Linked DNA regions of Homo sapiens: regions 1, 2, 3, 4 and 6 are each linked to region 5. Evidence: chromatin loops called from intact Hi-C (ENCODE). Cell type or tissue: Calu3. All regions are shown on one strand.

Region 1 (5,000 bases), 570 kb before region 5:
TGGATGGTAAGTACTTCTATCATCTCTCTTGGTATCATTAAAGAGCCAGGGCTTTGGAGTATATATGCCACTGATCAAAGGTAATTTCCACAAGAAACATTAAATGAATTAAATATTATTGCGTACCAATAAAAAGTAGAACATTGTGTTAGGCTCTGCGGAGTGAAAGAGAAATTAATGATTTATGGTCCTTAGCATCTGGTGGGAGTGTTTGACATATACGCAAATAACTTTAAGCACAGGCTGAATGAAGTTCCATTATGAAGGCATAGAAACAGTTCACATAGTCAAGAGAAGAGGGAAAGTTTACTTTAAACTTAAGGAAGAGTAGAATGATTTCATGGAATAAGAGGCCTACGGTTAGCCTAGAAGAATGAGTTGTATTTCTACAGGTAAGGACAGGGTGATGACAGGGATTGTTAATCTTAATTTTCCTTTTTTTTTTTTTTTTTTTGAGATGGAGTCTCACTCTGTCACCCAGGCTGGAGTGCAGTGGTGTGATCTCGGCTCACCGCAAGCTCCGCCTCCCAGGTTTATGCCATTCTCCTGCCTCACCCTCCTGAGTAGCTGGGACTACAGGCACCTGCCACTATGCCCGGCTAATTTTTTGTATTTTTAGTAGAGACGGAGTTTCGCTGTGTTAGCCAGGATGGTCTCGATCTCCTGACCTCATGATCCACCCCCCTCAGCCTCCCAAAGTGCTGGGATTACAGGCGTGAGCCACCAGGCCCAGCCTGTTAATCTCAATTTTCTAATCAAGGAAATTGGGGTCCATGGAAGTTAATGAATTTCCTGAGGTAACACAGTCACTATACATCAGAAACAATTTTTGACTCTAGGCCTATTTGACTCCACCCATGTTTTCCAACCCAACATTAAGCCATAAATATTCCAGCATGGCTAGAAAGGAAGATATGTTATAAGGCAATGTGTATTCAGGTTGAGTCACAAGTTGGTAGTAACCTGAATACCAGACTAAAAAATTTAGACTTTATTCTTTGGGTATTTGAGGAGAGGTGTGGGGACTTCGAAGACAGATGGAGAGACAAGATGTTTTCCAACAATCAGATTATCCCTCTCTAGACAATCAACAAGAGAAACAAAAAGCTAAAAAATTGGGGGAAAGTGGGGAGAAGTAGTAAAAACAAAAAAAGTCGTTTTAAAAAAAATAAAACTGCCTTTTAAATGTCTAACCATTGTACCACAATTAAAGTTCTAAAAATCCCACTCTAATTAAACACAAGACTTTGGAATACCATGGAAGTGTCAATACAAATCTCCAAAATCTCCCAAATTCTTCTTGCTTGATGAGTACATTTTAAAACTGCTTGCAAATATACAAAACATACGCAAATACACAAAACATTCAAAGAGCTTTGTAATGTGGAAAATGTTTCCCTGAACAGCTGAAGATTCTGAGAGCAATTGTAGTTCTAGTTGTATTAACCAATTGGGATGAAGGGAAGTGCTCTACTATGCAAATCATGTAACAGCATTTCACAGCAATCCAATTGAAATAAATCATTAACATTTTCATTGTCATCTATGAACTAGGGTACTTTGTGAAGTAAGAAGCATAACAAGATTGTTGATTGCTTAATATGGTATCAAATAGGCATCCATTTATTTTTTCTTGGAAAATTTGTAATAGTACAGGAATAACTTCAATAGCAGAGATAATAATTCACTCTGATTATTAGAATTCTCTCCATTACCTCAAATATATCTAGTGCATTTGCCAAAAGTTTAATTAAAATGAGATGGCTGGAATAATTAATATCATAGTAAACATAAGACAAACTAATAAAACTGTAACTTTTTTCTTTCATTCTTTTTGGCTGTGCTAAAAGAGCCCATTTCAATTTTCAGTAATGAGTTTCTTAAAAGAGTTTCTATATTAAAAGTCTTCTTGATATTTGTCTCAAAGAGGAATGAAATTTAATGTCAAGTAAGCTTCCATCAGTGTGAAACAATGGTACTATGTTATATGAACCTTAAAGATATTTCCACTAAATGAATAAAGCAATTTCTACCCAAAACTATTACAAATTCTTCATAATGAGATTTTATTTTAGTGAAACGTAACTGACTAGCTTAATTCACTAAACTGTACAAAAACATATATATTGCTTAGAAATGCACAAAACTTGCCTCCAGCTAAATATGTATAAATATATGTATGTTTAATCTATGCATTGTTTAAAAACAGCATGTTGAAATATTTATAAATAGTATATTAAAAAATACAGAGTTCCAAGTGGCCTCTTTTAAGATAAACTTATTAAATCAAAAGCGTTTTGACACAATATGTACATGAACTTTCCACCTCTCTCCTTCGCCAAGGAAGAACTAATGGCTTTTAAAAACAGAAAGTCATTGAAAATACAATGTCACTCTCACTACGGCATTCTTTGGGAATCCTCCCCGTTTGCTCTCTTCACCTCTCCTGGAGCATATTAAACAATGAGATGCAGTACACAAAAACTATCAAAAGGGAGCACTTTTGAGCCACCAAAATTGTGTGTTAGCCTAAAAACCACAATCTCCCCAACTAGAGACAATGATACTATCTTAGGTATTTTATGTGCTAAAATGATCATTAAAAATTAAGCACCACATATAAGCTGCCATTTAGAATATTAATTTACCTTTGCTAATCATCTTTTTAACTTGAGGCTAAAAGAGTTCACTTACCATTCGGATATTCAGGCTCAGTCCAGGAGACATTAAAGGAGTCAGGTGAATATGAGTGGGCTTTGGGGGCTGGCACGCCTTCGGGTATGTCCTCGTCAGTTAGGGCCTCACTGGCCTCACTCACTGTGCACCCACCACCTGTGCAAGCCTAAACAGAGATGCAAAAATGCTCATTTCACTCTTGGTCCCAAAAGTTTTCATGAACATTGAGGAAAGAGAATTCATAATAAGAGTTTCAGATTTTGTTATATAGTGCTACCTTTACTTCCCCAAAATAAATTCATTTCAGTGTTAAGATTTAACATTTATTTAATTTGCTTTTTAAGACATAAGATAGCCATCCCCAATAGTTAGAGAATAACTGAGATGGTATGAATGTATGAATTAAGGAAGCATCTTAAGTCAGAGCCTAGAGATGTAGGGCATATATTGACTGGATAAACAGCCCTGCTGAAGTTAGCCTTGCACAAAGGTTCCCAGAGTGAATTAAACACACACACACACACACACACACACACACAGCATGTGTACACATAACATAAGTAAAGTACTAGAGGATGAAGACTACTTTAAGACAAAACAACTGACTTCTAGGGAAGAAAAGATGTGCAGCAAATACAATTGCCTTTTATTTCTACAGTGTGACCAATATGTTTATAGCATAACACCAAATAAAATTAAATAAAACAATGTTTCTCATAAAACAACAAATACAAAGCAATTTTTGAGTGAATGTTTAATGGCTTAAAGGATCACATAATTTACTTATGTGTCAGAGTAGATAGGCTTCATTAAAACATGTTTGACAAATTTAACATGATCACAGAACTCTCTGTTCCCTAATTAAGTATCACTAATGTCAGAAATGGTAACATGAATGTTACAGAAACTTCCGTGTGCAATTTCATAATAAACTGCAAATAATGTTTTAAACTTACTGGACAAGCACTTCTCCAGGAAATTGATAAATACATTAAGGGGTTTTCAGCCCATATTTGCTAGCAAATATTAGTAATTATATCCTTATATAACAATGATATTTGAAAACTATACTTAAGCTTGGTTCAGTATCTCTTCAAGTTACAATTTCAATTGATACAACAAAGTTTAAAAATCTTTCAAAAGGCACTAAATTTTACCAAAATCAAAAAGAAAATAAAGCAAAATCATAAGACAATGTAAAAAAGCAGAGATATTTAGCTCATTTTTGTGTAAGACAGATATTACTAAGATAAAAAATTAAAGCATCTCTTTCTTTAGGCGTCTCTCTGATTTTTCAGTTTGATACTGAGTGAGTGATTTTGTGATTCTTAAAGTAGTCGATATTCTTTTCCCCAAAGACAGAAGGAAGCTGACTGATTTTTAGATTTTTTTTTTAAATATGGGAGTACACTACTATTTGCAAAGTTGTTGCAACTAGTTGCAAATTCTTCATTATAAGCATAAACAACAGTTTATGGTCAACAAACATGGAAATTAATCTCACTTGCTATTACAAGACTATAGCAATAGCCCATGTCTTCAGGATAATTTCTTACCAGCTTAATTAAGCAACTTTCAGATGGGTTAAATTGTGGCCTGAGCATGAAAATTGCATTAAGATTGGGTACCTAATTAACCTCTGTGGGTTTCCTCTAATTCTCAGCTGTGGCATGTGCCTTTCTGTGCAAGAAAAAAACCATACTCCTCTAGAGAATGGAATCTTTGCAAATGTGGCCAAACTCTGACTCAAAGCTTTAGGACAGGTCACTGTGAGCTCAAAAAATAATTGCCCAACGATTAAAATAGAAAAAAAGTTGAAGACCCCAGACATTTCAAATGTGCTAAAAGTCCACCAGAAAATATGGCAGGAAAAGAGGCCATATGAGACAGCTGAGTTATCAAAGGAAAAATGGTCAAAGACAAATTTTTCCCACTTCTCAGGGAGAAAAAAAATCCATCCATTTGCATTTTTCAGATTTTTTTTCCTTAGAAGGGAAAAATGTTGCAGCTTCTTATTGTTAAACTTGTAACACACTGGGATTTAATTCTGATAGTCTACTTGTCACTATTTTTTTCTTATTTGTATACTAAAATATTTCCCCTGCTAACTCTCCCCAAATAAATTCTATACTATACAACATATAAGTATATATTTTTAAAACACAGTGTGAATTAAAATTTACTTTGAGGATTTTATGATGTCTTCTAGGATAAGTAAAAGCATCCTTTGGTTTAGAAGGACTGTTTCATCTACTATGTCATCTGAGATCCATAAACCAGTAACTTGACAAAGAAATCTCTTAAGAATGTAAGGCATTTATGAA
Region 2 (5,000 bases), 260 kb before region 5:
GTGGATTCTCGTGGCTTTCCTGGTATGTTGCTGCAGTAGTTCTTGGAGAAAAGTTCATGATGTGTGTCTTCACATGCTGCTCTGTCTGTCCGAGGGGGAGCTGCAAGTTAGTCCTGCCTCCTATCCTTTTATCAGTTTCTTCTTTCTATTTGTATGATTTTAAAATTTATATAAGTGTATACAGTGTATGTATTATTCTAAAACAAGCTTTCTGTAGTATGATTGTTTGAGAAGTCTGGTCATGTTGATGTGATAGCTATATTCCTTCATATCCACTACTGTAAAGTGTTCCACGTAGACATTTGCAAATTGTTTTCCATAGTGCAGCAGCACCTTCCCATAAGTGGTGTATGAGTCCCCACTTACCAGTTCCTGAAATTTCCAGATTTTGCCATCTTTGACAACTTGATGAGTATAAAATATTATCACATTCTTTTTTTTTAGTTTACTGATAACCAGTAAAGTTGCACATGTCTTTACATGTATATTGACCATTTCAGTTGCCACTTCTGGCTTCTTCTGTGAATTACTTGTTCACTTCTTTTGTCTGTTTTTCAAATAGTTTGCTTAATTTAAATGTTACCTTTGTCAGTTATATATGTGTTGTCTTGCTAATGACAACTGCTAGTATGTAGCTTTTCTTTCTTTTTATAAAAAGACATTTTTAATAAGAGATGTATTAAATTCTTCTATGCTGATGGTAGAACTTGCCAATTTCTCTTTCTGGTTCTATAAAATTCTGCTTTATACTTTTGAAACTATATTATGAGATGCATGTAAACTTAGAATTTTATACTTTATAATTATACAATAAGCCTCTTTTTCTTTAATGAAACAGTAATGTCTGTTTTGCCTAATATTTATGTAGCTCATGCTAGCTTTCTTAAATTTTCAAACTTGAAGTGTGCTTGTTTTTTGAGTATGTCTCTCACACCCTCAGCACAAGTACCATGCTGAGCTGCATTGCAGCATGAGGGCAAAGGAAAAATACGAACCTCTGTATACAACTAGAAAATATTTACCAATCTTTGGAGCCAAATGGAAAAAGTTAATAAACACTCTACAGTTTTAAAAAAATAGCTGTGTATAATGTCCCATCATGCCTAGTCTGTTTCTAGACGATTGTAAAACCTTCTATGAGACAGGTACATGCCAACCTTATAAAACTGGTAGGTAGGAATTATGGACTGATTAGAAACAACAGCTCCCATTACAAAATAACACAGGACCATAAAACAAGCAACACTAATGTGTCTTTACTTAAAATTTTGATTTTTAATTATACATTTCTAAATCATTTGACTTTTTGAAATATAACATAAAAATATTATAGATCTTGCTTAATAGGGTGTTTTTGGTGCTTTTGTAAAGTTTGTGATTAAGACATTCTCTTGCCCTAATTCAGCCTCTGCTCAGACAATAGGTGGATGTTGTTTTCTCTTTCAGCCAGACAGTCTCATAATTCTAATATGTTCAGCACATTTAGATTTGTTGTGATTGTTTATTTATTTGGAATTTCTATTTTCTATATATCCTTTTTCTTTCGTTCTCCTTTACTGCCTTATTTTGAAATGAGGTTGTTGTTTTTATTCCTTCCTAATACGTTGTTGAAAAGGAGTGCTGAGAGGAAACATTCTTGTCTTATTCCTGATCTTAGTAGGAAAGATTCTGGTTTCTTATCCTTAAGTATGATGTTCACTCTAGGTTTTTATACATATTTTCTATTAAGTTGAGTATGTTCTCCTCTACTCCTTATTTGTGGAGAGTTTTGATCATGAATGGATGCTTGATTTTGTCAAATACTTTTTCTACATTTATTGATATAATCTTGTAATTTTTCCCCTTTAGCCTGTTGATGTGAGGAATTACTTTAGCTGATTTTTGAATGCTGAACCAGTCTTGCAAACCTGAGATAAATCCCTCTTGGTTCTGATATATAATTATTTTTACACATTGCTTAATAGTTTTATTTTGAATATTTTGTTGAGAATTTTTGCATCTATTTTTATGAGAGTTATTGGTCTGTGGTTTTCTTTTCTTGTAATTTCTTTGTCTGATGTTGGTACAGGGTAATGTTGGCATTATAAAATGAGCTGGTTTTATTCTTCAATTCATTCTAACAATCTCTCTCTTTTAATTGGTATATTTAGACCATTGACACTCAAAGTAGTTACTGGCATAGTTGGATTAATATCTACTACTTTTTATTCATTGCCCTTGTTCTTTGTTTCTATTCTTGTTTTCTATATACTTTTTACCTTTTGTGGTTTTAGTTGAGCATTTTTACATGGTTCCATTTTCTTTCCTTTGTAAGTATTAAATATATCAACTATACCTTTTTAAAACTTTTTTGGGGGTTGCCCTATAAAGCTTATAATATACATTTATAACTAATCCAAGTATACTTTTAAATTTTGGAATTTTTTGTTATTATTTTGTTGAATAAGATTTCTAATCCTTCCTCTTCAACTCCCTCTTGAATACCATTAATTCTTACATTTGGCCTTTTGAGGTATTAATAATTTTCTATATATTGTAGGAAATCTTCATTTCTTTGTGTTCTTTTTTTCTCCTCGACCATATATTTTCAAATATTCTGTCTTCAAGCTCACTGATTCTTTCCTCTGCTCAATCCATTCTGATGGTGAGAGCTACTAGTGAATTTTTCAGTTCGGTAAATTTATTTCTCAGTTCCAAGGTTTCTGATAGATTTTTTAAAATTTCAATCTCTGTTAAATTTCTCTAATGAATTTCTGAATTATTTTTCTGTGTTCTACTGGAGATCACTGAGTTTTCTTAAAACTGCATTTTAAAATTCGTGGTCAGGGAGCTTACATATTACTGTCTTGTTAGGGCCAGTCCCTGGTTCCCTGCTTTGTCTGTTTGGAGACATCATAGTTTCCTACTGCTGTTTTTCTTGTGGACATACATCTATGTCTTTGCTGCTAAATTGCTTCCTCTAGGGAGCTATAGGGGGCGCTTTAAGCCCAGGTTCGCCTTGGCTTCAGTAAACAATCCAATTGTGCCCTTCTTAACAAGAGAGGTCCCAAAGGGAATATCCTGACAGTATGGGAAGGCTGCCTAAGGGTTTGTGCCGAGGAGAACAGTGAAATAATCCTCCTGCATCATAGTGCTGCTAAGCAGCTACTCTGACATTGTGTCTGCATTGGTCAAGTTACAGAGCAGACTTTCCCAGGCTGGGGATGACAGACCTACATCCCCCTTTGTCTCTGCCTATCTTCAGGAATATGTCTCCCTTTAGGCACTCATGACGCTTCCAGTGGGTTGAGGCATGGATAGGACAGGTCTCTTTCCGGTAACCCAGAATGGCTGGGGAAGCTGGTTGTTTACCTCAATCTTAATTTTTCCAGTGTAGAAAAAAGTGAGTTGGAGGAAAATCTTCTGCATATTTGGTGTCAGGCAAAATGGGGTAACGAGTGCTACAAATGTGAAAGTCAGGTTTCTTACCATCCACTTGGTGTTTCTCATTTCCTTATGGCCCTGGGAACAGTTATATCTTCATATTTGAGTTCTGGACTATCGTGACAATTTCTGGTGATAATCTCAGCAATGTATATTTGTTAATTTTTCTTTTTGGCGGGAGAGGGGCGCGGTGGGGTTGTGGCATGGCAGCTTGTTTCTGTGCCGCCATTTTGGAACTGGAAGTCATGGGGCGGAAGAGTTAACATCCAGAGCAGCCCCTGACACCTGGCATGGAGGACGGGAGAACCGCAGGTGGAGCTTGAACTATCAAGACAAAATAATGTCATGCGAGAGTTCCAAGTTGACTTTTAAATAACACGATACCACTTAAAAGGTGGCATGAGTACCTAATAATAATAAAGTATTCCTAGTTCCTCCCTCTGGTGTCTTGTATTGTTGCTATCATTCATTTCACTTACACACATGCTATAATAATGAAATACATTGTTCTTATTATAATTTTGAACAAACTGGTATCTACTAGATCAATTAAGGATAAGAAAAATAAAAGTTATTTTATTTATTCTTTCTCTAATGTTCTCCCTTTCTTTACATAAATCTGAGTTTTCTGACCTGTATCATTTTTTCTCTCTCTCTGAAGTTCTTCCTTTAACATTCTTGCAAGGCAAGAAAAGTCTACTGGTTTTTGTTTGAGAAAGTATTTTTCCTTTACTTTTAAAGGATAATTTTGCAAGATACAGAATTCTAGGTGGATTTTTTTTTTTCTGTCAACACCTAACTATTTAACCACTTTTCTTGCTTGCATGCTTTCTGAGGAGAAGTAGAATGTAATTCTTATCTTTGCTTTTTCATAGGCTAGATGTTCCCCCTTCAGCCAGGCTCCTTTTAAGATATTTTTCCCTAACTTTGATTTTTCTGCATTTGGAATATGAAAAATTCTTAGTCATTATTGTTCCAAATATTTCTTCTGTTCCTTTCTCTTCTTCTTCTTCTTCCCCATTATATGTATTTACATTTTTGGTAGCTGTCTCACAGTTCTTAGATATTCTGCTCTATTTGTTCAGTCATTTTTCTTTTTACCTTTCTATTTTGGTAGTCTCTATTGACACATCTTCAAACTCAGATTCTTTTATCAGCTGTCCCCAAATATTAATGATCCAATTAAAGGCATTCTTTATTTCTATGAAAGTGTTTCTGATCTCTAGCTTTTCTTTTTGCTTCTTTGTCAGAATTTTTATCTTTCAGCTTATATTGCCATCTATTTTTGCATGTTGTCTACTTTTTCCATTAGAGCCTTTAGTGTATTCATCAGAGCCGCTTTAAGTTTCTGGTCTGATAATTTCCATATCCTTTCCATGTCTGAGTCTCATTCTCATTTTTGCTCTCTCTCTTCAAACTGTGAGGTTGTTTGTTTGTTTCTTTGTTTGTTTGTTTTTGGTGTTTTAGTGTGCTTTGTAACTTTTTGTTGAAATCCAGACATGATGTACTGAGTAAAGGGAACTCTGGCAAACAGGCCTTTCATGGTGTGGTGGTAAGATGAGAGGGGAGGGAAAGCG
Region 3 (5,000 bases), 740 kb before region 5:
GGTTTTTTGGTGGAGTCTTTAGGTTTTCTAATTATAAGAGCATGTCATCTGTTAACAAGGCTAATTTGACTTATCCCTTTCCGATTTGGATGCCCTTTATTTCTTCTCTTGACAAATTGCCTCACCAGGATTTCCAGTATTGTGTTGAATAAAAGTGTAAGTGGGTATCCTTGTCTTGTTCCAGTTCTTCCAGGAAAGACTTTCATTTTTTCCCAGTTCAGTACAATGTTAGCCATAGGTTTGTCATACATGGCTTTTATTTTGATGTATGCACCTTCTATATCCAGTTTCTTGAGGGACTTTATAATAAAGCCATATTGAATTTTATCAAATGCTTTTTCAGCATCTATTGAAATGATCATATGGTTATTGTACTTGGTTGCCAAAAACAAAGAAACAATGAAAAAACTCTAAAATTTAACTGTATTTCTCCATATTTTGACTTTATGTCGTCTCAATTTGTATATTTTTATGTTGTCTATCTCTTAACACGTTGCTGTACCTACTATTGTTTTTGATAAATTTGTCTTTTGGGCTTCATACTGAAGTGATGAGTGGATTGCATGCTGCAATTACAGTATTAGAGTATTCTGGGTTTGTCTGTGTACTTAATTTATCAGTGGGTTTACTTTCAAATGTTTTCTTTCTGTGCATTAGTTTTTTATGTCTTGCAGTTTGAAGAACTCTCTTTAGTATTTCTTATAAGATGGGTCTCATAGTGGTAAATTACTTCAGCTTTTTATCTGGGAAGGACTTCATTTCTCTTTCATATTTGAAGGATAGCTTTATTGTATGCAGTACTTTTATATGGCATTTGTTTTTTTATTTCAGCACTTTGAAAATGTCATCCCACTTCCTCCTAGCTTGTATGGTTTCTGTTGAGTAGACTGTTGCCAAACAAACTGAAGCTTTTAAATATGTTATTTGCTTCTTTTCTCTTGCTGCTTTTAGGATCCTCTCTTTGTCACTGACCTTTAAGAATTTGATTGTTATATGCCTTGGAATAATCTTATTTTAATCAAATCTGGTCTTCTCTGACCTTTCTATATCTGGATATTTCTCTGTTTCTTACATTTTACAAAGTTTTCTGTTAATCTTTCTTTTAAAAAGCTTTCTACCTCTTGCTCTTGTTTACCTTCCTCTTGAACACCAATAATTCCTAGATTTTGTCTTTTCAGGTAGTTTTCTATATACCTTGTAGGTGATCTTCACTTGTTTTCATTCTTTTATCCCCACCTCTCTGTATTTTCAAATAGCCTGTCTCAAGTTTGTTGATGCTTTCCTCTGATCTAGTTTGCTATTGAGAGCCTCTAATGAATTTTTCACTTCAGCAGATGTATTTCTCAGATCCAAGATTTCTTTTTTAATTTCTTGAACCATTTTAATCTCTTTGTTAAATCTGTTGAGAAATGTCTGAATTTATCTTATGTACTATCTTGGTGATCATGAGTTTCCTTAAAACTGTTTGAATTCTTGGTCATAGAGTTCACCTATCACCATCTTGTTAGGGTCACTCACTGTTTCCTTGCTTTTGTCAGCTTGAGAAGATCCTACTTCCCTGTTTAAAGAAGTTGTATGTCTGCAAACACACCACCGTCCTGCATATTATCAAGGATATGTATCTTTGAATTATTTTTAATTCCCTGAATTTATTAAACAGCAACTTTAGTATATTTTCTTTTGGAGCATCCTCTCATATATTACTCTTCTCTCCATTTCTTATGGATATATGTCTATGTCTTTGCATTGAAGGATTAGTTATTTATTGCAGTCTTCTCTGGCTTGCTTTGGTTTTTCTTAGGTATGTTTGCATAGAGATTCTTTGTAATTTTTCTGTTCATTTTCTTTCATTTTTTTTAATTCACTGGGTCACTGCCTCCTTTTTGGCACTAGATGGTGCCTCAGGTCCAGGTTTGCCTTGTCTCCAGTAAACTATCAGAATACCACCTTTCCCAAATAGGGGAGGTTCCAAAGGGGATATCCTGGTAGTGTGAGGAGGCTGGCTGAGGATTGGTGCCCAGGAAACCTGTGGAGCAAAACTACTACAGTGTGGTGCTGCTGAACAGCCACTCTGATTTGGCATCTCCTTTTACTGAGTTACAGAGCAGAATTTCCAGGGCTGGTGATGGTAGTCCCATCTCCCCACATTGTCTCTGGATGTCCTCACAGAGATAGAGCCCTTCGGGCACTCCTGATGCTTCCTGTGGGTTGAGGCAGGTAAAGGTCTCCTGCCAGGTAACCTAAGACGGTCGGGAAACTGTCCACTTCAATCGCACTTTTCCAGTGCAGAAATCAAGGGTCAGGAAAATATTTTCCACAAGCGTGGTGCTGAATATATTGGGGAGATGGGCATTGTGGATATGAAAGTCCAATTTTCTTACCATCTGCTCGGAGATTTTCACTTCTCTGTGACTTTGGGAACTGTCTTGTCCTCATATTTGAGTTCTGGGATATTGCTGTGATAATCTCAGTTCTGTACATTTGTTTCTGTTTTCTGTGGAGAGGAGTGAAGCCAGCTTGCTTCTATGTCATCATTTTGGAACTGGAAGTTCTTTACACATATTTTGGTACATGAATTCATCAAGTGTTCAGACATTCTAGTTGTAGTTATTTCTTTTTAATTATGTCATATTGTCAGCAGAATTACTATTTTATTACTGTTACTACTACATACTATTGTGCCACCCCCACAGTTGTCATCACTTTCTTCTTTATTTATTTTTAGAGATGGGATCTTGCTATGTTGCTCAGGCTGGACTCAAATCCTGGCCTCAAGCAATTCTGACTCAGCCTCCCAACTAGTTAGGATTACAGATGCATTTCACCCTCCCCAGATCTCATCACTTCCAGTTGTCCCTTGAAGTACAAAATACCATTGAAGATACAAAGGAGTGTAGGGAAAATAATTTGATATCACTTACCTTTACACAGGTGAATATCAAAATGATACAAGTCAGATCAAATTTTTATGAAGACAGGTTCACATTACTATTCTTTAACATTTCATTCTAATATTTTTCCCCAATTTTTTCAAAACATTTTTGTTTGACCAGAGAAAAGAAATCTTCATACACTCTAAGATATTAACCTAAATTGTTATGGATTAAATAGCTCTAGATTATCTGGTTATGTTTACACAGGCTTTTTTTCTAATCGATTTGGTCATTTTTGTCAATCATTTATGTAACACTCAAGTTCTTCAATATTATTCCAGATCATGGTTATCAAAAATGATCAGAACACTTTTAACAAAGATGAAATAAATGTAATATGACAAATTTAATTCTTTGCTTTCAAGTCAAGTCACTGAATATTTAATTATCCTACTGAGATGTTTATTATAAATTGTAGTAGGTAAAAAGTCAAAATGCAAAACCCATGTTCTTTTAATAAAAAGGAACACACATTTCCCTCCTTTTGTCCTTGGAGGAAAATGTGGTGAAGAGATCTTGGGACAGCTTGACAGGGAACTCTTAAATTTGGCAGTCTGTATGAGCATAGGAAATAAAGCTTACTTCTCAGTTAGAGAATTCTAGTGGCCAGAGATTGGCCAGAGCAGTTCTGCAATGAAAGGTTAAGCCTAGAATACCACAATATTGATCTATAGCATGGCATAGATGGATGAGTTTCTCAAGAGCCAAGTGGATGCCTTGCAAGATGGCTAGGTTTGAGCTAACTTGAAGGTACATGGCCCAGGACAGTGGCCTTCTGGCATGAGGAGACTCCAGCAGGAAGAGTCTTTGGAATGTTCTGCTCTTTTGGCACCACAAGTGATCAGCTATAAAGGGCAACACTCGTGTGAGGGAATTTGGCTATTCAAAGATTCTCATGAGGACCTCTCAAGAAAAACATACAATTGCCCAAGAAAGCATCACTTGCCAATGGAGAGCTGTGATTGTCAAACAGTGATGGCAGTGAAGTAATAAAATTGAAAGGGAACATATTTGGATAAAATGGAATAGGAAAGAAAGAGTAAGAGGGAAGAAAAGAGCAAGCTACAATTAGGCCTGAGCTTTAGAAATGATAGAATCTTTGAACTAGATGCGAGGCTAATATTTTGATGGTGATGGAATGGACTTTTTAATACTTGATCATGAATCTTAATTATCAAAGTGAGACTCATAACTAAAAATAATTGGAAACCCATAAGATGTTCCTGTGGGGTATTTGAGAATTGAGGGAAGGATAGCCAAAACAGTGTGTTTAAGGCAGTAAGTAGCAGGTGAAAAGTAAAGGATTTTTTTTTCTCTTTGTATCTAATTGGATTAAGACAGCTCCATAAAATGGTTATATAAACTTAAACGATGAAAACATGAACCAGGGTGGTAGTGGTGGAAATGGAGAAGAGTAACATATATGAGAAGATGCTCCAACAGAAAATGTACTAAAATCAGTGTTTAATAAACTTAGGGGATTAAAAATACTTCAAAGATATATGTCCTCGATAATATGCAGGATGGTGGTACATTTGCAGAAGTGAGTGTTGGAAAAGATGATGAGTTAGATAAGAATTAACTTGTGAATCTCATGGTTATGGAAGTGATGGGTGAATATCATGACATAAAATCAATAGGCAAGTGGGTATGTGGGATTAGAGTTTAGGAAGAAAACAGGGCCAGAGATCTTTGAGACATCAGTATGGCTTAAAATTGCAAGACTGAACTACCTGAGCAAGGTAGGGAGTCTTTTTCCTGAGGACACCCAGAATGCATAAGTGGGTTTTTAATGGAACCAATAAAAACAAAACAAAACAATGAATGTTTAGAGAACCAGGGACAAAGTGGCAGTTGAGGGCTAAAGTGAATTAGGAGGAAGAACTGGATTTTGCTGAAAGGCACTCAAAGGCTACTTCAGCGACCGAGCTGTTTCTATGGGAGCTACAAGAGGTAAAGAAGTTAGGAGGAGTTTGGGAAGAAGAGGGAGGTAAGGAAATGAAAATAGTGATAGCAGAGCCATAATAATAAGCCCAATATTCTCTTTTCTATATATTCTGTCTTTCT
Region 4 (5,000 bases), 880 kb before region 5:
CCATTGGTTCTCATAGGTTCTGACCACTGTAGTAGCAATGCCCGGCCATTCTCTTTCTGTTCTACTATAAAGTTTCTCAGTCCACTTGGGGAAGATTCTAAGGTTTGAATCAGAGTCCAAGGGCTTAAAATTTCTCCTGCATGGTTTGCAGCCACAACACCAATGCGATATGTTGTGAATGGTTCTAACCCGTACAGGTGGGCTTGATGGCTTGTTCCCTGTAAGAAAATTAACAGGTTAAGTTGTTGTTTTTTTTTTTTGAAACTGACAATATTGCTGGAAAGTCATTCTCTGAACCTCATGGCCAAAGCTTGTAGGCAACAGCAGCGCAAACACTACAGCAGAGTTTTGAATTATCATTAAGAAAACAACGCATTTTTTCTTATTCTTGTTGACACCGTGAATATATTACCCAATGTTGTATGATTTCAGACACTCAGAAAGTGGACCAGATAGCATCCTTGACTTTTCAGTGCTTGCAGCCCAAAGCGTGTGATATATAAACATTAAAAAAAAAAACAAAACATGATGCTTCAGATCAGTGCTGCATCCAGCTCAAAATGGAAATCAGTGGTGCCAAGCTGCATGTCTGAGACTGGGATAATTGCCTGCCAGGTTAATATTAAGGGTTTGGAGAGTTAACCTGAACACCCCTAATTTCCAAATCTGTTTGTACACAAGACTCTCCATCTTCCCAGTCTCCCTCTCTCATTCTCTTGGCATGTATATATATCTTACGAATTCAATAAAACAAATAAACACAAGAAAACAGTAACAAGCCAATTCAACTATACATGTACAAACACCCTTAGAGAAGTCTATTATTAATATAGATATAAAAATATTTTCATTTGTTAAAAGCACCATAAGTAAAACTATGAAACCTACCAAAAGTAATTGTTAGCTAGGCTTGGAGAATTTGGTCTTTGTTGCTTTAAAAGAAAAGAAAAAAAGGGATAGCCTAATTAGGATTTTTAAAATTTGTTTGTTTTTCTGCTTGGAGAGCAGCATTAACATATTTGGCATAACTAAACTGGAGCTAAGAATCCTAATGTTTCTAAAGGCCCTGGGGTGCTCTTTCCACATCTGGACTGAAAGGATATGTCCTTTTAAAGTAGGAATTATGTATGCAAGTGGGGTAGTAATGTGTTCATAGGTAAACACACACACACGAACACACACACACACACACACACACACTGGCATTTTCTGTTGCGTACCATCCCCATTGGATATAAGAAATCATGAGAAAGTTTTGACTGGGTTAGTAGGATATTTACATTCAATGATCTGCTTTGGTTTATTAGATGTTTGAATGTGATACATGGTCTTCAATTGTCTTCTTTCCTTGATGAACAAGGGAAGAAGAATATAAAGTGGAGTAGTGAAAGTTATTTCTGAAAGTAGGCACCCAAGAACATCAGAAAAAATTATGTGTGGGGGCATCCAAATATCATTTTGGATAAAATCTAAAACAAGATGACAAAATCAAACAGAATTGTTTTCCAAACAAACTGGTTAGACAAAAACAAAACAATGTAGAAATAGGTTTTGGTGCTGTTTTCTGACATTATTGGCTGTATATTTTAACTGTGTTATTTCTTGTTATGTGTTAAACATAGGCAGAGAAAATACAATTTCCTTCACATATCAAAAACTTGTAAAGTCAATTTTCCTATTTCAATAAGTCCCATTATGATATTACACGCTAACCTCTTGAAATCTTTTAATATTTAAACATTTGCTGAGCAATCAGACTCTGAAACAAATTTTACAGAAATACTAATTTCTCTTTTTTAAAATATTAAAAGTTAGATCATAAATATTTAAAAACTTATTTCTCCATAACATTGGATTGGCCTTTTAGATAAATATAGCACAGAACTAGAATGACCATAATGAATATTAAATCTGAAGATGCTACAAGTCCCGATTACAAACACTCTTTTCTGATAAATGATTCCTTTTCTGTGGAAATAGGGCAAACATGGGCAAGATTAATAATGCAAAAAAGAATAATTCTTTGTTCAGAATATTCAGTAATAGATGCCAAAAAAGCATACGCTCCAAAGCAAATAGTAATCACCTCTAACAGATTATATATAAAAAAGGTGGGCTGCTGGGGGACATTTTTTCATAAGCTTTTGTCATAAGAAACATGAAAAGCATGTGGGCTATAAAGCAAAAACATATGTATATTGTCAATAGCTGCACCTGCTCAATTATAATTTATTTCAGAGCTGAGAATTCCATTCAGCCCCTAGATGGCAATACTATCAAACACTTTTGGTAACATGAGTACTTAATGATTAACAACTGGCATTCAGTCATCCAACACACTCCAGGCAACCATTAAAAAAATAACAAAACTGATTTCATTATAGATTCGTTTAATAAACATTTACGGCTCAGATCCTTGAAAGCAGAAGTATTCAAAATGCCCTAGCTTCCAAACCTCCACCATCTAATATAGAAATATGGCCTGTAGGTTGCAAGCTGAAGTTCATGCATGCCTGGCACAGAAAATTTTTAGGGGTATACTCCTACAAAGGGTCATTACAACAGTTGTTTTGCTTAACCTGGTCTACATGTATCTAAAAAAAAAAGGGAGAGAAATAACCACATGTTGGGATGTAAAAGTAATTTCTGTATCATGAAATTATACTGAGGACAAGTTCTCATATTACATTATTTATTTATTTATTTAATTTATTATTATTATTCTTATTTTTTGGCTCTTTTGCCTAGGCTGGAGTGTGGCATGATCATGGCTCGGTGCAGCCTTGAACTCCTGGGCTCAAGTGATTCTCCTGCCTCAGCTTCTGGAGTAGCCGGGACTACAGTCATGTACCACCGTGTGTGGCTAATTAAAACAAAATGTTTCTTTTCTTTCTTTCTTTCCTTTTTTTGTAGGGATTGGGTATCACTATGTTGCCCAGGTTGGTCTCCAACTCTAGAGCTCAAGTCACCCTTCTGCCTTGGCTGCGCAAAAGTGCTGGGATTACAGGTGCAAGCCACTGCTGCATCTGGCTACTTTGTTATTCCTGAATAGTTTTATACACACACACACACACACACACACACACACACACACACGCACACACACACAAACCACATATAGACTCCTTAAATAGATCTAAACAATAGCCATGGTTTTTGTCAATGTTTAGTAAAAGCTATATTAAAAAATGAAGAAAACATAAAAATGACAAGATAATCCTTGCCAATTTATTCTTTGACGTTTTAGGAAATAATTTATATTATTCTCTCCTGAATGAATTTCCAACATCAAAGTTCACTATTTTAGAATCCTGCTGCAAAATTTGGATGCAGTTCACTCTGTGAATTGGGTTGGCTCTCATTTACGTACTAAGTTTCTTGTTATTTTTCTTAAATTTAGGATATTTGCTTGAGCACTGTGGATCTTAGATGTTTTGGATTCAGTTCCTTCCTTTGGAGATGTAGCGTTCTGTCTTACTAACTAGGAAAAGTCATCACTAAAGACGATTTTCCTTCCTTTTACTCCTTTGCTTCACTTTTCTTCCGTTTCTTCCTTTCTCTTTCTTCTTATTCACCCTTTCCTTCTTCTCTCACTCCTTTTCCTCTATAGAGATTATCTTAATTCAATACTCTTACTTCTTCCCCTTTATTGCCATTATTTTGCTCTTTCCTTCCTTTCACTCTTCCTAATGATTTTTTTGACTACATTTTTTGTTGTCCCTGACTTCTGGCCTGCCACCTTGCACTTGCTTCTGTTTTGTCTTTGTTCATTCTATGTCCACGTCCATATTGTACGTAATTCTACAAGCATGTCAGCTACTTTTGTTAGGCAGCAGATGAAGAAGATGACTCAACAAAGAAAAACAGGAAGAAATATTTTACTAGGAATAATCCATTCTTTGCAATCTAATATCTTCAATGGGATTCAGCCTCTTTTTTCCTTCTTTAACTTTATATGCATGAAGGTCAGAGTTTGGATACAAATCAGTGCCTCATTTTATGAGACATAAAGACAAGACTCTCTGGAACACTCTGTCAGTTGAGGTTCTGCTGGCAATTTGAACTATATTTTAACCTCTCGACTCAGCTCCTGGGGACATATGCAACTACTTGGAGTCTTCAGCAGTCTGACAATTTTACACCATCTCCTCTGATTATTTTTGATGACTTGAAGTGCCCCAAAGGTGGCCATGGGGTCAATAGGTTTATGTAAGTTGAAAATGATCAAAAATTACCATTGATCTGTAGCTGTCAATAAAAGGCTGTGTGGGGATACTCCCTGCACAAATGTTTAAACTGCATAAAGCTTCCCAACTTAGTCATCTTTGAGTCTATTGATCTGATGATCCAGCAGTTTCCAGAGCTTTCCCTCTGGTCTTTGGGGTGTATTTTCACTAAGCTCACTTACTGTAGACCTTAGGAATCTTTTTACCCTGCTCCCAGTAATGAACCAAAACAATGATGTATAGGCACTCTTGTGTTCATCAACAGAGTATTACGTGTCCATATTATATTTTGGAAAGGGTTAATCTTCCTGGTCACCATCAACTTCATTCTAAGCCAGTGGGATTTCTTCTGGCTTTGTCTTTCATTTATGATTCTCCCTTATCCTGGGCTCTTTATCCTGAAATGGATGAGTTTTGGCTTCTGCATCCCAACCAAGTCACGGGGTTCCCTTGCCTCCTTAGTTATGATGAATACCAAGAACCAGAGAATAAGTCACATCAAAAATTCACCTTTTTGTGCAAAGAGAACTTCAGAAGAATCTAGATTTAAGTATATTAACCTCTGTATTCTTAAGTTGAACTGCCGAGATCCTTTATCATTAATTATATTTTATTTTGTCTTAATGATAAGGAATGATTATACCTGAGACCTAGAGTTTCTGATTTAGATTACAAATAAAATGTGAGAAGCAGTTCGAGCTCCCATTAACTGTTATCTAAAAGCCATGACTTTGGATAGAGTACATCCAGGCAATTGGATGACTTTTATATGTC
Region 5 (5,000 bases):
ACTCTCGGTCGGCCAAGTCACACAGTGTAGTGAGGGCTTTGATGTCACTGTCGGGGACAGTAGGGTCAGGCATGGCATAGATCTTCTCCGGTTCAGCCACCAACAAATGTGAGACAATCTTGTTATCTGCAGGATCAGACCAGAGCACTACAAGATCACTAGTAGTATCATCCCTCTTTTATAAACCCTAGAGCATTTTGTGTTTTGAAAAACAATCCAAATATCCTACAATAAACGCTAAATATTCCAATTATGGCTCAATAGGTATATATTAAACGGTGTGCAGGAAAACTCATAGCAAGACATATGCCACTGCAGTCGTGATAGAATGTAGTCTTTTTTTTTCTTCTTTGCTCTACCTGCTTTTGCTGGAATGAAGCGTCTGTCCTGTAGTGAAAATTTTTATAGCAAACAGATAAGAGAAGTTAGATGCTTTCTGGGTTTGTGCTTTGATTCTTAAGTGGGATTTGGTGAAGTAGATTAAATGGTATAAAATAGCTTAAAATAAAACCCCCAGTAAACTATTGAAATATAGATCATAACACAGGAGGCAAAGAACTACTAATGCCTATAGTCATAATGGGCATGAAAGTCATTAATTGTCTTAATTCCTTTAAAGAAGAGCAAAGGTCAGAGCCCTTCTGCCTTGGTGAATTACTGACTATATAACTCTATCTCCGTGGGATGCATTAAATAGGAATTTATTTTTTTCTCCCCCTCCCCACACACCCAGCCAGTCTTCCAAATACAGCTAATATGTTTCCATAAAAATACTCCTCCTTAAATGTTACAGTCATTTTCTCTTCTGTGTGTCAAATTCTTTAATCCTCTATTTTCATCAGTTGTCCTTAGTTCATTCTCTGGTTCAGATTTATCTGTCTGAAATTTGTGATATATGTTTTAAAAATCCTTCAAAAAATAAACACTAGAGACAAATGGAAAGCATCACATCAAATGTGTTTTATTGCTCAGGGGCATGTGAGGGTTTATGGAAGGGGCTGTAAAGTCTTGGTAACAGAATGATTTTTCTTGTTGGCCCTATTTTCAATTTCTATATGTAGCTTAAGATTTTATGCTTTCTTCTAAGTGAGGAGATACAAACGGGTGAGAATAAACCCACATATTTAAATGTTCTATGTACTATTACTGTAGAAAACCAGGACTTTAAATGAGGTTCTTGTGAACACAGCCAAAGTTCCCAATGTGTTTATCAGACTCTTTGCCTCTCGCTCTAAGTTTTTAACTTTTTTAACCCAATATAAAAACACTTCACATAACTTAGAGTTAAATATAGCATTCATTTTATCTCCTTTTATGAAAGAATGTGGCTTGTCCAAGCTATAATTAGCACTTTTTCTAACATAACATTTAAACATTTATGAATATGGCTCCCATATTAATTATAATTATTTCAAATACACAACAGATAATATTCTATCATCATCAAATTGAGTAGGCAGATTTGGGAGGAAATATTCCCAAATACTACGTTGACTAGAAAAGAATTAAAAATTAAATAGAGATTAATTTTTTAATATTTAATTTGGATTTTTCTTGTATGCTACAGAAACAACACCCCATACTTTTAGTTATGCTTGGAAAAGTTTCAACTTTCATTGCTCTGACAATGCAACAAAACCTGTCAGCAACCATTAGATTCTCAGGATTAGAAGAAAATCCAATAGTAAAGAGCATAAAAATATATCCGAAAGTAATCATGATTCTAGTTGTTTTTTTTTTAGTACAGGGAACATAGCACTGGCTTTATCCAAGTCAATGGATACTTGACACGAGAGGTCAGAGAAATTTGGTTGAAGCTTAGAAATTCCCATCATTCAGAAAATGGAATAGCCGGCAGCACTGTTTCTAGGTAAATCTTATTTAATGTTTCCCTAATTAGAATCAATAGAACCCAATTTTCATTCTTGGTTCTTTGTAGTACACAATCAGTCAGGGTCCAGAAACCTCCCCAGCCACTTTCTCAGCAAAGCTCAGGCACAGTCTCTTGACACTTATCTGACAGGATCTGAAAATTAAGTTTTATAAATGTTTGTTACAAAAACACACTAATTGGATGGACTAAAGAAAATTAACACAGAGGCCTTTAGATAATGAGTAATGATTTATTAGGAGTCCTCTTTATCTGAGACAAATGGAGCTCACTGAAATTGCTGTAATCTTCTTAAAGGTACTTGACAAGCCACTTCCCAATTTCTCAGGTTTACGAAGAAAACCATAGATGCTCCTCTATCATTTCAACTTACACATGGGCTGGTGCTCATTTTTCTTTCAGTAGAGGAAATTATCAATGGTTTCAGTCAATGTTTGCATAAAATAAATGAGAAATGGGCAGTCTGTATATTAGTGAATTCAGAAAAACTAAACCTCTAATGAAATTAAGCATTAGTGTTTATTGCATATTATTGTATTATCAGAGAGGTTTTTTATTATAATGTGCAAAATCTGTTTAATGCAGTCCTCGATTGTATTTGCAGAATGCCAAACAGCTTATGCAGGCTGAGGAGAAGATGCCAGATTGGACAATTGAAGGTATAATCAACATAATGTTTTTTGGAAAGGCAAAAGGAAACTATGCCATATGTTCACTTAAGCTTTAATTTTATGTAAAACTGGTTGTTTTTCCTTTGACATAGCTAAAATGTCCTTTCATTTACAGTTCAGGGTCTGTTTTATTTATTTAACAGATTTCCATATGCTCACATATGTATGATGCACAGCAGTGACCCCTCCTGGAGAATCTGAATTAGAAGTGGACATCTTCTCTTCCCCTGAAGGCAGATCAAAAATTACCCATGTCTTTCCTAGAACTGCTACAGATGCATTTTCCTCTGATGAGTGCTGGTTGTGTCTTCTTAGAAAAAGACAGCTAAATTGGAAAACCGTTTTCACCAAAGCGCTCCTCCATGCCCAGTAGGATCCCTATTCATAAACATCCTAAAACGCTAGTTCTGTTGCACTACAACTATTAACTGATTTTCAGAAAATAGGATACAGTGATTGCCTCAATCTATATTCCAACTCTTTTTCGTTAATGACAAAAAGAATGGGGCTTGCATTTTAGCAATGTACCAGTCATCCTTTCAAATTGCAACTTGGCTCCATAAAACCATGAGCTCTTTAAAAACAATTCATACCGTCCATAAGGGCATCTCAGATGGAACCAGCCACCTATGCTTGTTATTAGTAGTGCCCATTCTTGTTTTAATCTATTGCTAGCTAGTGTGTTAAACTTCTATAGCTCCAAATTAATGAGGCCCCTAATGTATTTTCATTGGGAGGTTGAGCAGTCAAATTCATTTAGTTAGTGAAAACTACAAAAATCACTTTCTTGTGAAATCTGAAACTAAGAGCTCCAATGAACTAATGATCACAGTATGATCCATTTTATGTACCTCTGCAAATAAAGATAACCAGTAAATGTAAAATTCACACTATATAAGCTATGTATTAATATGCTTATGCTTCCACAAAATGACTAGGTTAAAAAAAGGCTGGAGAGAGAAAACCACAGATATCTCTAAAAGAAAAAATGAGATAATAAGCTGAGTTGCTGTCGCTCCTCACAGACAATCTTTGGGAATAGAGCCACTGTTCTCCAACAAAGAGAAGTCTCCTTGGAGTCAGTAGGGATGGGCATGCCAAAGCTGATGTACATAGAGCCAACTGGGAGGATTTCGTGTTCTGGGAAGCCAGACACATCTGCTGTACTTACATGGCTTTTTGGCTGGCTGAACCAGCTGAGGGTTCAGGTATGGGCTGTTCTCCGCATCTATCCTGCGCTTGTACTTCTGCCGACCTCCACGTACTCTGTCAAGACGCACCCCTGTGAGCAAAGACAGGCACCGGCTTACTATTAAGGTAGCTATGTTTGAGACCAATCAAATACCTAGATGGTATCCCCCAAGAGCACATAGGTGACAAACAGTAGAATGCAGAATGGACCAGGGGTACTCAAATAATGTAAATAAGTGGTGGCTAAATCAAACTTGCCAGAGGTTGAAAACCAAATCTGTCAGCAGATGACAGATCCGAAAGACATTTCATGCAAAGCCATCAGGGTCACTATTTGCACATCAAAGAAAAGGCAGATTTCCATGTAGATTAATACAAAGAAGCCGCTATTTGGTGCTAGTATAGTTTCTTAAATTAAAGACCCTGGCATTTAGCATCCTTTTCATCAGTCAGCCCTGAAAGCTCAATGTGTAGGACTGAGTAGACCAAGAGCTATCCAACTTCCCTCCAGTCTGCCAGAGGCCTCAGGATGGACCTGTGGAATTGAGCTGAATAAAGAGCACCTATGTGCTGGGGAGGAGGGAGGCCAGAATTACACTACACAGATTCAGTCCTGAGAGACGCAAGAATTGTTCTCTATCAAAATGTCAATGTCTCAAGGGGAATGTTATTTACATTTTGGCACAAATTTGTATTTCCTCTCATATGTGAGAAAACTGAGAGCAGGTTTGGGCTGAACACAGGATAGAAAGGGGAGCTTCCTAGCCGGGCGCAGTGGCTCACGCCTGTATAATACCAGCACTTTGGGAGGCCAAGGCGGGCAGATCACCTGAGGTTGGGAGTTTGAGACCAGACCAACCAACATGAAGAAACCCTGTCTCTACTAAAAATACAAAATTAGCCAGGCGTGGTGGTGCATGCCTGTAATCCCAGCTACTCGGGAGTCTGAGGCAGGAGAATCGCTTGAACCCGGGAGGCGGAGGTTGCAGTGAACTGAGACTATGCCATTGCACTCCAGCCTGGGCAACAAGAGTGAAACTCTGTGAAAGAAAGAAAGAGAGAAAGACAGAGAGAAAGGAAGGAAGGAAGGAAGGAAGGAAGGAAGAAGGAAGGAAGGAAGGAAGGAAAGAAGGAAAGAAGAGTGGAAGAGGAGGGAAGGGAAGGGAAGGGAAGGGAAGGGAAGGGAAAGGAAAGGAAAGGAAAGGAAAGGAAAGGAAAGGAAAGGAAAGGAAAGGAAAGGAAAGGAA
Region 6 (5,000 bases), 450 kb before region 5:
AAATTATCAACCCCAAATTGCCCTTACATACCAAGATATTTATTTATTTTTGTTTTGTTTTGTTTTGTTTTGTTTTGTTTTGTTTGAGACAAGGTCTTTCTCTGTTGTAAGGCTTGAGTGTAGTGGCGTGATCATAGCTCACTGCATCATTGACCTCCTGAACTCAAACAATCCTCAGCAATTCTCCCACCTCAGCCTCCTGAGTAGCTGGGACTACAAGCATGTGCCATCACACCCAGCTAATTTTTAAAAGACTTTTTTGTAGAAACAGGGTCTCACCACAGTGCCCAGGCTGGTCTAGAACTCCTGGACTAAGCAATTCTCCCTCTTCAGCTTCCCAAAGTGCTAGGATTACAGGCGTAAGCCATTGTGCTGGGCACAAATATATTTATGCAATTGTCAATACAAGATCAAGATTTCTCAAGAAAAAATATATGAAAGTACATTATAAAAAAGACTTTTAAAATCAGTGTATTATTAAAAAGTACATTATAAAAATATACTTGAGTTTATTGTAAAAATGCTTCTTATTCAGAATGCTTCTATCAACATCCAATAGTTGTACATTTTCATCCTCCCTTTATACGTACTGTATTTATTCAATTCCAAACAATTGAATAAATTGAATTTATTCAATTCCAAAATAGATGAAATACATTTCATCTATTACATAAATATACCCCACATTGAATTCATTTGGAAAACAATTGTGTCTCAAATTGAAATCATAATAGTCTAAAATATAAATTGAATGCCATTTAATGACATTGAATTATGAATTGTAGAAATCTACATAAAGGACTTGCTTGTTTTATAAAGGAAAAGAGAAAATTCAGCATGCATTTTTGTTTTTTTGAAATAATTTCTATTTTACCTTCATACCTTGTAAAATTTTTAGTATTTTAACAAGTGACTCTAGCAAATAAAGCATTTAAGCTTAGGCTAAAGCAAAATGTTAGTACTAATTGTAGTTATAAAAATATTTTTAATACAAATGAATTTTTATCATTACTTACTCTGTGTTTCTATAAAATTAAAAAAATAATAACTTTTTACGTATATTTGTAAAACACATTAGTTCTAGTTTCATGTTTTATACCTCAAATAAGATCCAGGTGCATGCATAGATACATGTATATAAATTATATTTCATATTTGTAATTGCACGTTTACATATAATAAACATACAGATACTTCATAAAATTTATATTTATTTTGATAAAAGAAATTTCAAAAATTGATCTTACAATATCTACTAAAATATACTGTATTTTATTTTGTAAAACAAGCATTATGGGGGGAAAAATAAAATTCCACTAACTTGAAGCATTAGTAAAATTGCTGAGTGACCTTGACCTTGGAATGATTTCAATGGTGTCCATGTCAAGCATAATGGTAGAAAGTGTTCAATGACCCAAAAGGACATTAAAGAATTTTACTCTGGGGTTTTACACCAAAGCCCTCTCTAGTAACAATCTCAGTGGATCCCAAGCAATTGGACCAATACGATACTTTATGCCAGACTCCCTTGGAAAAAATTAGAGTCCCAGAAATGGAATGAAAGCAAAACTATTTTTCTTGTTGCACTTTTAAATAATAGACTGTTAACTCACAATGAACTCACAGTCTCCACTCCTGATTCTGACCCTACATTTTGGATACAATATTAGGGTCGCTTCAGGGTTCTTGTACAGAAGAATCCTGCCTTAAAAAGTAAGGGAATAACAAAATGAAGGTGCTGGCTAATCTAACATTATGACAGAAGGAAAAAAAAAGCTAACACAGAAAACATCAGACAGGATTAGGAACTTCCTGAAGATCAATACTTGATCACACATCTAATTTTGAGTGTGCTGGAATAGTCACATCATACTCCACCTCATTTAAACAGAGAAAGGAAAGGAAGGGGGTGCTCCTGAGGGAAGCTGATTTAGCATAACTATGAAAATGACTTAACTCATGGCCATTACCTCTCTTACCCCAGGCTATTTTATTTTGCTTGTCAGGAGTAGGGCAAGAAGTCTGTTGGCTGCCTAGAATGACACTTTGTCTTTGGTAGCCATGGTTTAGTAAAGATCCAGTATTTTACTAAAATGGCATTGTGGAGGCTCTCCACAGACAAAGAACATGTTAATAAAATGAACTAGTGTCCTCCTTCCAGGCCAAGGAATACCTAAACTATCATTATGGTCAGACTGCAATATTTATCTCCAAATACGTAGTTTGAAAATACTAAGATTCCAATAATGCATGTCAAATGAATGAAAGAATAAAATCTCATAACTATTTTAGTAAACCATATAATTATATAATCACTCTTACAGGAAGTAAATCTTTATATATAACTGAGCACATTCTTAATGCAACTTAATTTCATTTTCCTTAGTTCACACTGATGTGGGAATTAATAAGTATTAACAGATCTGCATGGTAACAATACACATATTTGAACCTGGTTATTAATTCATTCCTCATACTTTAATCATCAGGACACTAAAATATTAGGCATATTCAATTCAATAGAAGTAAAAACTGTTTAGAAATTAGAGGAATGTTTGCCTTTGTGTAGACACACCTATTTATAAACTTTTAAGTGTTTTAGCTAATACAACTATATCTTCCCTCAATTAAATCACTTGCAATATATGAACCACTTTAGAGAAAAAATAGCTTCTTGGCCCTCACTCTGACCTCATATACACACAGAAACACAGACACACATACACACACAGACACACATATATATATGTATATATATATACACAGATATATATATACACACACAGATATATATATGCATGTATACACATATATAGATATATATATGCATGTATACACAGATATATATATGCATGTATTCCTCCTCCAAAGGAGTCATTTTGTTAAGATATTTCTTTGGTAAAAGTGAAAAAAAAAGTGTGGGAAGGGGAATTTGATGTTTGGCTTAATGATTAAAAAACAAATGCTAGAGCCAAGCTTTCAAAAACTAGCTTCTGCACTTAATTTATATGTAACTTTGGACAAATCGTTTAACTTTTCTACACCTAATATCCTCCTCTAGAAGTGGGCAACGAGAGTTTCTTCTTTCACAAGTCTTTTGGGAGGATTAAATGAGTTAAATACATGAAAAGTACTCAGAACTATTTGGCCCTATATAAGTATTAGCTATTATTATTAAAATCCGTCCACTGTATTTGTTCTGAGAGACCCTCAATTTGGTATAAATAGCAAAGAGCTATATATTTTAGCACTATTTTTACCCATTACAAAACATAAAGCTTCTAACTAGAGACACCTTGAATACCTGCAAAGTCCAAGAAAAAAGGGAACCAGCAGCTTGAGCCATCTCAAGGACTTCTCTATGGGAACAGGAGCCTTAGCATCCTCACCTACACAGTCCAGCTTCTCATAAGCACACAGACCTCTATCACACAGAACCTTAGTTCTGTGTCAAAGTCCAGTAAATCCTTACTCTATTCAAGAAATGTATATTGAGTGTCTCCAACAGACAATGCTCATCACTGGAGATACTAATATGGAAAAGACATGATCGCCACTCCAAGAGCTCAGAGTTTAAAAAGACAATACCTGGTTTCTGTTTTTTATCTTTAGTTAACATGCTTCTTGTTCACTTTCCCAAGATCTAGGCTCTAAACAATTCCTGATCTACAAACTCTGCTGGGGTAACCCCCTTGCTATGATACCACCCTTTAATATTGAATGCCCAGTTCATCCTGTCAGCCACCCATTAAAGACCTCAACAGGTCCCCTGGATTACATCCACAGAAAAAAGCAAGTTTCTCTCCATGTACAGTCTTAAACTCTTGGCTGTGCCCAAACAGAGACTAAACAAAAATGTCTCATTTCTGAACTAGTGTTTAGAAACTCTGTTATGGCAGCACTAGGACTGAATGCCGCAAGTGTGCACAGCTTCTGAGAAACAAAGGACTGGCTACATTCTAGAAAAGCTGGTTGTTTCATCACAATACAGAAATTAAAAATCACTAAGCTATTACATGGCAAACACATTCTGTTCCATTTTATTTATTAGGATGGTCTTATATGAACTATTCAAAAGGCTTATTTTTAAAAAAGGAGTTCTCCCCAACCCCATCACTAAATAGTTCAGTAATCACTAAGTAGCCATTTATTCAATTTGGTAATGGTCTGATTAAACAGCTCTCTAGTACACTAAAAACCATAGAGGTGAAATAAAACATTAGAGGTAAATGATTTTACCCACTGATGCATTTTCTCTCTGTTTCTAGGTCCTCCCTTTTAAAACTAAGTCAAAATCTGGTATATTTCAGTGGAACTGAGTTGTTTAGCTTTGTGAGTATCAGTTGCTACTCTAATATTACAGTATATAATATAACATTATATATATGGTATACATAACAATATAACATATAATATAATACTAAATGTAAAGACCAATTATTCAAAGCAATAGGAACTCTATGTTGTTTTAAAGTTCTACTACAATTTAATTTCACATATATTAATTTTGGTAAAAGATGATGTATTTTAATTAAACGAAATATCCCATATAAATATATTTTTTTATTTTTTTCCAGGAATTTTGACAAGATAATTAAACAAAATTGAGCATGTATATCATTTCACTGCCTTAACAGAGGCTCTTCTCCTTCCAGACTACCTTCTGAGAATGTTAGCAAATCTATTGGTCCCACAAATACAGTTGTGATACAAACCATTAACAGTGCCATCTGTTGGTAGCAGGCAATGTTGATATGCTTTCTTTCTATGGTGCAATTTCATTCTTATCTATAGACATCCCTAGGTTGAAAGGAGCTTCTCTTCTCCCAGATGGTTATTTCCAAGTGCACAGACATTGATGGGTTTGCTTTTCCTCCTCAACACCTAGCCAAGAGTCAGGTACTTCGTGGATATTCACTTGTTTTTTTTTATTGAAAAAGAATAAAATCATAAACATTTTTCTAATGTGGATTTAGAATAAAATAAGTACAAAAAAGCAG

The links. Peaks named below come from ENCODE experiments on the same cell type or tissue, not always from the same donor. Only the 100,000 strongest peaks of a DNase experiment are listed, where the experiment ranks them.
Region 1: it touches region 5 in a loop (11-fold over the local background); 6 of 110 quality-filtered maps call a loop at or near these places.
Region 2: a loop joins it to region 5, with 7 times the contacts of the local background. A loop is called at or near these places in 11 of 110 quality-filtered maps.
Region 3: a loop joins it to region 5, with 20 times the contacts of the local background. A loop is called at or near these places in 4 of 110 quality-filtered maps.
Region 4: it touches region 5 in a loop (5-fold over the local background); 2 of 110 quality-filtered maps call a loop at or near these places.
Region 6: it touches region 5 in a loop (3-fold over the local background); 5 of 110 quality-filtered maps call a loop at or near these places.

What each region holds. Positions count from the first base shown.
Region 1 is chr1:215,990,326-215,995,325 of GRCh38, forward strand. USH2A (usherin) reads right to left here. Exons shown (of 72, transcript NM_206933.4): 35 at 2,695-2,842. Among named protein-coding and RNA genes, the nearest start is that of USH2A-AS2, 80 kb to the right of the region's middle. In Calu3, a CTCF peak has its summit at 2,567; a DNase peak (open chromatin) is centred at 2,476.
Region 2 is chr1:216,307,976-216,312,975 of GRCh38, forward strand. All of the region lies in intron 9 of USH2A (usherin), which reads right to left. Among named protein-coding and RNA genes, the nearest start is that of USH2A, 110 kb to the right of the region's middle. In Calu3, a CTCF peak has its summit at 2,996; a DNase peak (open chromatin) is centred at 3,006.
Region 3 is chr1:215,822,513-215,827,512 of GRCh38, forward strand. The region is part of intron 47 of USH2A (usherin); the gene reads right to left. Among named protein-coding and RNA genes, the nearest start is that of USH2A-AS2, 250 kb to the right of the region's middle. In Calu3, a CTCF peak has its summit at 1,923 (motif pointing right); a DNase peak (open chromatin) is centred at 1,919.
Region 4 is chr1:215,680,159-215,685,158 of GRCh38, forward strand. USH2A (usherin) reads right to left here. Exons shown (of 72, transcript NM_206933.4): 62 at 1-218. Among named protein-coding and RNA genes, the nearest start is that of KCTD3, 120 kb to the left of the region's middle. In Calu3, a CTCF peak has its summit at 2,245 (motif pointing right); a DNase peak (open chromatin) is centred at 2,283.
Region 5 is chr1:216,564,255-216,569,254 of GRCh38, forward strand. ESRRG (estrogen related receptor gamma) reads right to left here. Exons shown (of 7, transcript NM_001438.4): 4 at 3,734-3,844; 5 at 1-126. Among named protein-coding and RNA genes, the nearest start is that of USH2A, 140 kb to the left of the region's middle. In Calu3, no CTCF peak of the experiment used is centred here; a DNase peak (open chromatin) is centred at 2,757.
Region 6 is chr1:216,115,066-216,120,065 of GRCh38, forward strand. The region is part of intron 21 of USH2A (usherin); the gene reads right to left. Among named protein-coding and RNA genes, the nearest start is that of USH2A-AS2, 45 kb to the left of the region's middle. In Calu3, no CTCF peak of the experiment used is centred here; no DNase peak of the experiment used is centred here.